2 separate regions of the Homo sapiens genome follow, and region 2 is linked to region 1. Evidence: chromatin contacts called from ENCODE Hi-C or POLR2A ChIA-PET data. All regions are on one chromosome and are shown on one strand. Each heading gives the region's core, a stretch centred on a gene start or an enhancer-like site at or near the end of the contact. The rest is flanking DNA. Distances are from core to core; before and after follow the strand shown.

The links. Hi-C counts contacts between places; a loop is a spot of excess contacts on that map. ChIA-PET counts read pairs that join two places held with the same protein, here RNA polymerase II (POLR2A). Pooled maps may share reads with other maps.
Region 2: a loop to region 1 is called in a map of Right ventricle myocardium inferior, with 2.3 times the contacts of the local background. The contact joins two enhancer-like sites. A Hi-C loop is called at or near these places in 16 of 168 maps with a recorded cell type or tissue (ACHN, DLD1, HL-60/S4 and 12 more) and 4 of 50 pooled maps. POLR2A ChIA-PET finds 5 or more read pairs at or near these places in 10 of 52 experiments (GM12878, HEK293T, HepG2 and 7 more).

Annotation. Positions count from the first base shown.
Region 1 is chr10:69,476,357-69,481,397 of GRCh38, forward strand. The region is part of intron 1 of TSPAN15 (tetraspanin 15); the gene reads left to right. Among named protein-coding and RNA genes, the nearest start is that of TSPAN15, 27 kb to the left of the region's middle. Within about 2 kb of position 3,120, at least 14 of the 41 ENCODE cell types and tissues checked have a DNase peak (open chromatin) inside an H3K27ac peak, as active enhancers do; they include gastrocnemius medialis and psoas muscle, where a contact is called at or near this core.
Region 2 is chr10:69,437,536-69,442,576 of GRCh38, forward strand. No RefSeq gene overlaps it. Among named protein-coding and RNA genes, the nearest start is that of TSPAN15, 11 kb to the right of the region's middle. Within about 2 kb of position 1,961, at least 20 of the 41 ENCODE cell types and tissues checked have a DNase peak (open chromatin) inside an H3K27ac peak, as active enhancers do; they include gastrocnemius medialis and psoas muscle, where a contact is called at or near this core.

The DNA.
Region 1 (5,041 bases), core at 1,870-4,369:
CAGAAGGACTGGTTTGATCAATGTGCTCTGACGTTACCAAAAGTAACAAACAAAGTTGGGCATGGCGGTTCACACCTGTAATCCCAGCACTTTGGGAGGCTGAGATGGGAGGATCGCTTGAGCTCAGGAGATCGAGGCTGCAGTGAGCTATGATCACGCCACTGCACTTCAGCCTGGATGACAGAGTGAGACCCTGTCTCAAAGGGTCTCAAAAAAAAAAAAAAAGTAACAAAAGCAGGCTGTGTCAGAGAATGTCAGGGACTGAGGATTACAATTCACCAGGTTCTCTGTACTTGATGTCCAGTTTTTATAAAGGAAGAAGTCCTGTCCAGAGTCAAGGCAGGGTCGACAGCAAAGTACTAGTGACAAAGACAAGTGAATGCGCCTTTGCTGGCGGCAGGAGGCAGCCTCTGCTGCTTTCTCAAGAGCTGGCTTTGATTTGGGGTTGTGGGGGAGCCCCGTTCCTCAAGCATAAGTAGGGCCAGGTCAGTGGGATGGAGGTTCAGTGTCCCCAGAACTTAGAGTACCGCCTGGTGGTCCTGGAGGTGGGGCCGGTGCTCCCTAGGGGAGACAGAATGGGCCCTTTAGCGGTTTGGATTGGGGGCACTGCCAGGACCTCCTATCCTTGGTCTGTTTTGCTTTCCTTACAGGAAAGGGGAGTGGGACAGCAGGAACCCAGCTGCCCTGGGGATGTGGGAGAGAAGACTGTTTTCTCCCGAGTAAGTTGGTGAATACTTGCTGAGCCTTCCCTAGCTTGTGGCAGGAGGGTTGAAGCATGTGCCTTTTTCTTTTTCTTTGAGACAGAGTCTCACTCTGTCGCCAGGCTGGAGTACAGTGGCACAATCTTGGCTCACTGCAACCTCCGCCTCCCGGGTTCAAGTGATTCTCCTGCCTCAGCCTCCCGAGTAGCTGGGACTACAGGTGCACGCCACCACACCCAGCTAATTTTTGTATATTTAGTAGAGTTGGGGTTTCACCATATTGGGCAGGCTGGTCTCGAACTCCCTTGGCCTCCCAAAATGCTGGGATTACAGACATGAGCCACTGCACCCGGCCACCTTTTTCATAAGGATGGGCTCTACCTTCAGAAAGGAACCTTGTAGGAGTGGTGAGGGGCAGCACCAGCGAGAGATGCTCTAGACTTGTGCTGTCCAAAATGTGGCCACCAGCTACCTGTGGTCGAATTTAACTTAAAGCAAAATAACATGGAAGGTTCAGTTCCTCAGGCACCAGGGCCCCGTTTCAAGAGCTTGCTAGCCACACGTGGCTCGTGGATACCACACTAGGTGTTGGCATCATCTAGGAAGTTCTCAGCACTGCTGCTCCGCTATTGTCGGCTTTGTATTTTGCAAAGGTGTTTCACACCCCTTTCCCCCCAGTTCTTCATAAAAGGCCCATCTGGTAGCCTTAGTGGCTGGCCAGGCAGACGAGTTTTGGTTGTGAATCCTGACTGTCTCATGGGTTCTGTGCTGCTTAGTCTCTTTGAGCCTAGTCTGTAAAACGAGATTAGTTGTTCCTTGGATGTTTGAGGGGGTATGTTGATTAAGGGAGATGAGATGATGCAGGTATGACCCCTGACAGGATAGTGGCAAAGCATAATCACTATAAGAGCCAACAGGCTTTACTGTTTTACAGGTGAAAAATGAGGCCCACAAGCGGGAAGTGACATGGCCAAGGGTACTGAGCTCACCCATGGAGGCCCAGAACTCCTGCCTTCTATGTTGCCTCTGCTGCTCCCGCCAGCACCCTGCTCTGGGACAGGAGAAGCTGGGGCAGCAGTGTGCAGAGCAGGTGGCAGTGTGCAGAGCAGGTGGCAGTGTGCAGAGCAGGTGGCTGTCTGCAGGGTGGGCTTGGTCTGGGGCCAGGCAGGATGGGCCTCGGGACAGAGGGCCTTGGGAAGGGAGGTGCAGGGTTTCTCTGGGCAGGAGGAGGGGGTCCTGCTAGTCCCACTTTATTCAAAACCTCTCTCAAGCCTTGGAGTTTAGCTCTTCCCCACCCCCTTTCAAGCTAGAAAGTCTGAAAAGCGCTTTGTTTTGGTCCAACACGGAGCCCTGGACCTCAAATACTCCATGAGACGGTTGTGGAATGAAGTGGTTCTCAGGGCCTTCCAGGAAATGCGGGCTCTGGCAGGGGGCTCATCCTGATGTTCTGCGCTCTCCCTCTTCCCTGTCACTTTTGTTCAAATTCCTAGAGCCCTCTTCACCTCTCCATGGCAGGAATGATATTTGCTTCCTGTAGACCAGGGGTTCTTTTTTTGTGCCAGGGACCCTTTGGTTCTCTGGGGAAGCCCGTGGATCGATCCTTTTTCAGAACAAGATATTTAAATGCATAAAACGAAATACACACGGATACAAAAGAAACCAGTTATAGTAGGATACAATTATTAACATTTTATACAACCAAATTTTTGATGTAATAATGTGCAACTTTATCAGCGCATTCAATCACAAGATCTAGCAGTGAGCCTAATACTATCATAATTTTGAAGTAATGAGGAATGTAAATGACATTTTAAGATATTCAGAATAATTGTAAAGTGATTTCTACTGGTGACAAAATTGCAGGTGCCGTTAATACTACTTCAGTTTGTTGCCCACATCCCACATGGAAGGGATATTTCAGTTAGAGGTAAACAAAAGTAAAGATGTGGATTTTTCTCCATCTCCAGTTTGAGAGCTCCCTAAATTCCATCCATTGGACCATCAGTTCCAGCCTCTCTTACTCTCCCTTCTCAATAGTCTTCTGGCCCCTTGTGAGCCTATAGAACGTAATACAGGGCCTGGAACACAACAGAGCCTAGTATTTGCCTTTTGGGGGTGAAAATGGGCCTTGCAGGTCCTCGTTAAGTGCAGATTTGCCCCAGCTGTGGTGAGCCAGCCGGCACGGGTGACCAGATGCTTCCTTCAGGAGGCACAGGTGCTGGAATGCCTCACAGAGTCTCCTGCTTCCCAGCAGCTGCCTGGAACTGGGCCTCTCCCTGCACAGGAGGAAGCAGGGTTCCAGGATGCAGAGGACCTTCAGGTCTGGTTCATGCTGGGCCACAGGGCTCCTCTGCAGCCTGTTGAAGATGCCACGTGGTTCACAAAGCCTGGGCTTTTGGGCTTGGCTGTGGGCTGCCAGCAGCACGCACTTTCCCTCTTTGGCCCCAAATGGGCATGGCCGTGTGCCCCCCACCCCCAGCCCTGTTTAGCTGAGGCCATCCTGCTTGACAGATGGGCCATTTGCTTCCTGTTCTAGAGCTGAGTGGCCGGCTGCCTAGTGGAAGGCTATAATTAGCAGAGTGGAGCGGATGGGATTGCATGCTGGCATTGACAGATAATTTTATCCTCAGATGGATAAACTGATGTCATCAGAGATGTAAATATCATTTGGAAATTTTGAAGTTCCTGGGAAGGTTTATGCTGGCCTCTCCCCATGCCCGCTGCTCTTGGGAGCACTTGAATGGGGAGGCCAGAGAGGCCTGTGCTGTATGGGGAGCTGCCTGGGAGTTGCCTGCCAGGCTGCTGGGAGGGTTGGGGTGGCAGCTCCTTCTGCTAGACCAGGAGAAATAGGGCCTAGGATTGCTTGAGGGAGTTCTTGGTTTACATTTGCTTTGGGAGCTTTTCCCATGGGGTTTATGGTCTGGAAATGTCTCAAGGCTAACTAGCAAGGAAATGGCAATGCTTTATAACAGCAGAGAGTGAGATCAGAGCAAGGGGTTTTGTTTTCTGCCAGCAAGGGTGTTCTGGAGTGGGTCCCAGGGCTCTGGGGAGCTTGTAAAAATAGAAGAAGCCACTGACTGCCTTTATGGAGAGGGCTGGGGTCAGTTCTGCTCAGCATTGGGGCCAGTGGCAGCTCTGGTGTTTGGGGGATGGTTTCCAAAGCAGACTACCTTAACTCAGAAGCACAGTCTCAGGCAGGAAGGAGGAATGGGAACAGGATGGGGGCAGGGGAATGGGGAAGGATGTCAGCTGTCCCCATCCTGCCAGGGAAGAAGAAGCATTTTTTTTTTACAACAGGGAACACAGAACTTTCAAAAGTATATCGGGCCAGTTCTGAAAATGTTAAGATACAATAGTTGTGTTCGTTCCACGACAGGGTGAGAATTACGCTTTTCATCAAAATGGAAGATAAAACCCTACCTCTGCTACCTTCCAGTACCCGAGTCCCTGAATATTTTATTCACTCCATGCCTGGACTCTGAAAACTTCCATGCTCTATGGGGTTCTTATTTAACCATGATTCTCTGCTTTGAGGTGGATGAGCCTCAGGGCTCTTTTATTTGTCCAGGTTTAGAGTTTAGTGAGTGATTCCTCATGGGTGGAGTCACTGAGGAAGGGGACTTGGCCTTTTTTTTCTTTTCTTTTCTTCTTCTTTTTTGAGACAGAGTCTTGCTCTGTCACCCAGGCTAGAGTGCAGTGGTGCAATCTCGGCTCACTGCAACCTCTGCCTCCCTGGTTCAGGCGATGCTCCTGCCTCAGCTTCCCAAGTAGCTGGGATTACAGACATGTGCCACCAAGCCCGGCTCATTTTTGTATTTTTAGTAGAGAAGGGGTTTTGCCATGGTGGCCAGGCTGCTCTCGAACTCTTGACCTCAAGTGATCTGCCCACCTCAGCCTCCTAAAGTGCTGGGATTACAGGCGTGAGCCACTGCGCCCGGCCTGGACTTGGCTTTTTAAAGGCTGCTCGCCATTGCTCTCCGAGGACCTGGGGCACTTAGGCTGCCCCCAAACAGTGATTTCTCCATGTTCTGGGTTTTGGAGCATGACTGTGTCTGTCCAGATAGTCTCTGGTTTACCTTTCTCTACCAAAAAGTAGATATTTTTCATGGTCTTCATTTTCCTGTAGAGGATGAGTATGTGTATGTGTGTGTCCTGCCTTCTAAGGCCAACTTGTTAGTAAGTGGCTGATGGCTGAGCTTGTCAGTGTCTTGAGTCCCTGCCGGCCTGTGTGTTGGAAAGGCATCCTTCTAGACTGGGGGGAAAGGTCTCACTAATCCTGGATTAATTTTCAAACCAAGGGGAATGGCACTTAGCCTTGAAACATAGCAGAGTACTGGATC
Region 2 (5,041 bases), core at 711-3,210, 40 kb before region 1:
CCTGCAGCAGAAGCAGCCCTTCCCCGAGAAGAGTTCTGCTGGTGGGGTCATCTCCAGGCACCAGAAATTCCGTGCCAACTGATGCCTTCTCTCTGCTGGCCTTTCAGCTCTCGCTCAGGAGACAGAAGCCCCAAACCTGTTCTTGTCCTTGGAGAGGTAGGGGCTCTCCTGGTCTTCAGGTGCACCTCAGGGCTTCCTGATTATGTTACCCAAAGAGTGAGTGAACTGACAGGGTAAGGGAGGTGAGGAACACTGGCATTTAACGCTTCATCATGGGACTTTCAGGATCACTGGAGCCATATTTATAAAGGTTTGACTGTTGCTTAATGCCTCCATATTTGCTGTACAAACAGATGTTGTAAATCCAAGTGCATCTTTCCTGTTTCCCAAAACAGGCCTAGCAAGGCTTCTCTGGAGGCATTCTGTCAGTAGTTTGATTGAATTAGATGAGTGGGTTGTGAATAGAGTTCAGACAAAAGGATGGTATAGGAAATAAAAGAATGCATCACATGGTAAGGGCGAGTTTGTTTCAGGCTCAGTTGCGTGATTCATATGCACATTGTGCTATAGTATATCATACATTTCCAGGTAATGTTAAAAACATATGAGCAATGCTAAGTTAGAGGACGTTCTGGGGGCAGTTGACGTGGTTTCCCGAGAGAGTGAAATTGGAGGGAGTTTAGATCCTTTACTAAAAGAAGTCTATGACCCCTCTAGCTCCAGCTGACTTTAATTACAAGGTACCCTCACAGCAGTTACACTGCACTATAACTAACCACTAAATAGTAGGTGAAACTGTGCACCCACAGTGAATTTTTCAGCAGCCCCCAGCAGTGGTCTTTACCCAGCCCCCTTACTTCTATCCCCCAGGAATTCAAGGCTGACTTGGTTTCTCTGCAGTCGTTGTGAAATGCTCAGGGCCGTTTGCTCTGGCAGAGTGAGAAACTTTGGGCAAAAAATCTGAGACTGTCTCCTCCTGGGTAAACCTGGGAGAATCCTTCCTGTCTTTTTCTCCACACAGAGTGATTATGATGACCCATGAGAAAGAAAAACAACGGTTTAGTCGACACATGTTGTAACAGAAGATTATATTTTGTTAATGAAGCGCCATCTGTTTTTTTCTGAACAAGGCTGAGAGGGATTTGGGTGTGTAAGATAGAAAGTAGGTGCTGCCGCTGAGCTGAGCTCAGTAGACAGGAACGAGGAAGTTAAAATGCCCTGAGGGAAAATATAGGAAGTAGGAGAAAGCCAGAAAGTCTGGGAGCAGAGAACTGACGCCTCCAGGAGACCCAACAAGATTGTCATCAAATGGTGACTGAATTTCAGGGGAAGCCTGGGGAAGGACAGAATTCTGCTGAATTCTGCAGAAGTCTTCAGCTGTCAGAAGTCTGAGGTGTGACTGCCAGAGAGTCAGCCCTCATGGCTGAGGGGACAGCTGGCTTCCATGTTTAATGAGCATCTACCTGTGTCCAGCACCCCTAGGCACCCAGACACTGGGGTGGCATCTGGAAGTAAGACGGTTCTTTCCACCCACAGTGCTGACAATCCAGCAAGGAAGGGGGCACTCTCCGAGTAAATCTGCACTTGGAAAGTGCTCTAATATATGAGGTGGAGGTGCTTTGTCAACTGCAAACTGTGAAATCCACCTTTAAGGGCTGCTGGCGTCCCATAGCAACCAGCACATGGCCAGACGCTGTGGTTCCTTTACTGCTGCTCATGAACCAGCAGATCCATGTGTGTTTTTGAATGTAAAAGCCTTCCAGCCCTTCTTTTGCCCACCTTCCTCTATAGCCACAGGCTCAAATCCAGACCCCATTTCAGTGTCCCCTAGTACTCTATCCTTGGTACCCTCAGACTGCCCTGGGAGCACAGCTAACTTCCCTGAGGCTCCCCTCCCCCAGCAGCACCCAACCTTTCCCAGAGCAGCTGCCCTGCCCTCCTGAATGACAGATGGAGCTGCTCGGGGCATGATGCCCGGGCACCGGGGCATCCAACCTCTTCCAGTGTGAGTCAGGCAGGCCTGGTCCAACATCCCATCAGCCAGTGCTCCCCAGCTGCTTCCCCGGAATGCCTGGCTGAACCCCAACAAGGCCAGCCCCTGCAGGCAGATGGCTCTGAGACTCTTCCTCTGTCAAAGCTCTGCAAGATGTCCCGGTGCAGTGGCTCATGCCTGTAATCTCAGCACTTTGGGAGTCCAAGGCAGGTGGATCACCTGAGGTCAGGAGTTTGAGACCAGCCTGGCCAACATGGCAAAACCCCGTCTCTACTAAAAATACAAAAGTTAGCCAGGTGTAGTGGTGGGTGCCTGTAATCCCAGCTACTTGGAAGGCTGAAGCAGGAGGATTGCTTGAGCCTGGGAGGCGGAGTTTGTGGTGAGGTGAGATTGCACCACTACTGCACTGCAGCCTGGGTGACGGACAAGAGACTCTGTCCACATCCCCCCCCGCCCACAAAAAAAAAAAAAAAAAAGCCCTGCAAGATCAGCCTGGAGTCTCCTCATCTGGAAGGGCCCCTCTCCTGTGGAGATAAGAGGTGTGAATGGCATTTTCTCAGCCTGCCAGCCACCTGGCATTGGCTACTTACAAGAATCTCTCAACTGGAAAACGTGCAAAGGATAAAAACAGGAAATTTTCAGAACTGTATATCCTCAACCTCACTAATCATCATAGACATGAAAATTAAACAGGATATTTTTCACTTAGAAAACATTTTATTGTGCAATACAGCCCATAAATAGAAGAGGACACAAACTTAAATATATAGCCGTGAGCAATACACCACCCTTTTAGCTTGAGTTTCTCTATCCACTCATGTGGATGTTGGACACAATTATGTCTAAAGATCCTCCCAGCTCTGGGACCTCTTGAATCATCACTACTGTCAGTCTTGGTTTACTGCTAATTCCCTCAATGACCTGGGGAAATAGTCTAACCTGTTTTCTCATTTGTAATTGGGCATACAAACAGCTACACACCCTGCCTCACAGCACTGATTTAGGTGGGTCCAAAAAGATTAAAAGCTTTTTTTTAGGTATAATAAACTATCAAGCAATCCAAAAAATTTTGACAGAGAAAGCCAGCCAGAAGACAGATACCTTACAACGGCGGATGCCAAGTACAGGGCCAGCCCTGCACTGTCAGGAAGGGAAGTGGCCCTGGGGGTCTCTGAGGCTTTCCCTCTGAGGGTGAGGGAAGATTTTGCCTCTACTCTCTGAGGGTTTCATACACACACACACACACACACACACACACACACACACACACACCCGAAAAATGAACAAGTCCCAAAAGATGCGCAGTTGCACCTGGGGTCCAGGCTGGGAAACTAGTCATATGGGAGAAGAATGACTGCATTTTTTTTTTTTTTTTTTTTTTTTTTAGACAGAGTCTTCCACTGTTGCCCAGGCTGGAGTGCAGTGGTGTGATCTTGACCCACTGCAACCTCTGCCTCCCGGGTACACAAGTGATTCTTGTGCCTCAGCCTCCAGAGTGAGATTACAGGCACCCACCACCATGCCTGGCTAATTTTTGTATTTTCAGCAGAGACGGGGTTTCATCAGGTTGGCCAGGCTGGTCTCGAGCTCCTGACCTCAAATGATCTGCCCACCTTGGCCTCCCAAAGTGCTGGGATTACAGGCGTGAGCCACCGTACCTGGCCTGACATCTGCATGTTTCTATTTGAGGAGAACTCCCTTCCACCATGTTCTTTTATAGAGGTGTGACCTCATCCTTACAAATGGAGGTACAATATATTTTGGGAAATAGTTATTATTATATTGAACTTAATGTTGTGTGTGCTGCCCCACATACCCGCCCCACTGGGAGGGTACATCATATTACATCATGAAATGGCCCAGCACCCCTATGCTTAGTGACCCGCTAGCCTTCCCCAACTCATGCACCCAGCCATTACCCAGGGGCAGTGCACAATCAGAGCCTGTCGCCTCAAAAAGGCTCACTGGACACAGTAGAACTCTAGCAGGCTCTGCCAGCTCCTGATCGCATTCCCAGCCCTGGGACCCCAGCCTGGAGTGACCATCTCCTGTAGCATATAACCACTTGCCAGATTCAAGACCCTCTAGTTTGGTTCTGTCATCTGGCCTGGGCCATTGTCCCCAGGACTCCCCAGATGTCCCCTTCTAAAGGCTGAAGATAGTTCCTCTGTGGGTTCCATAGGCTTCATACACCTGCTGGTATCACCTCTCTGCTCCCCCGACCACTGATGGGGATAAAGGCCCAGAAAGCCTGCTGAAGTCTCAGAACTTAAAGAACCTGACTTATGTCCCACTTCCACCCCCAAACACACAGACAGAACCTCAGGGTATGAAGAGCAGTTCCCACCACACTCAATACCTTTCTACATCACCTTCAATGACTGCACAGGGCTCACAGCATGGTTGTGCCAATCACCCAGTAATAGACACCATGGTTGGTCAGTTAGGTCTTCATGAGGCCATCCACTCTCCCCAGCTGGTAGTCAGGAGCAGCCTTTCAGCAGGGAGAGCAGGGGACAGGAGGAAGGACAGGAGTCCTGGGGTGGGGGCTGCAAGGACGGCTGTTCAGTAACCAAAGGTAGGAATGGGCCTAGGGATGCATGGAAGAGGATCTGGGCAGTCGGCCTTCTGTGGGGGCAGTGGTGGGGCTGCAGAAAGGAAGCCAAAAGGAGCAGGGCTTTTAGAGGCAGCTCTCTGAGGGATTTCCAAAACAAGAAGCCGCTGGGGTGACCCAGGCCCTTCTGAGTAATGAGCATTTTGCATGTCCTTGGAGGCTGTTGTCCCAAATCCCCTCGGGCCCAAAGTCACTAAAGTGTGCCCATCACCCCATGCAGGACCCTAAGCGGTGTGATCATAGCCTAGTCTGGTTGTTTGACAATCATTGCAGAATAAGTTGTGTAATTTGCAAAGTCAAGCACAAAACATAAATAATCACTGTTGTCTTTAATTTTCCTCTTAAGTATAGAGCATAAAACTTTGAGGAGGTTGCTTTCAACTTCAAAAGAATTAGGAACTAGTGCCATGGGATAGCATTTCCCGAAGTACATT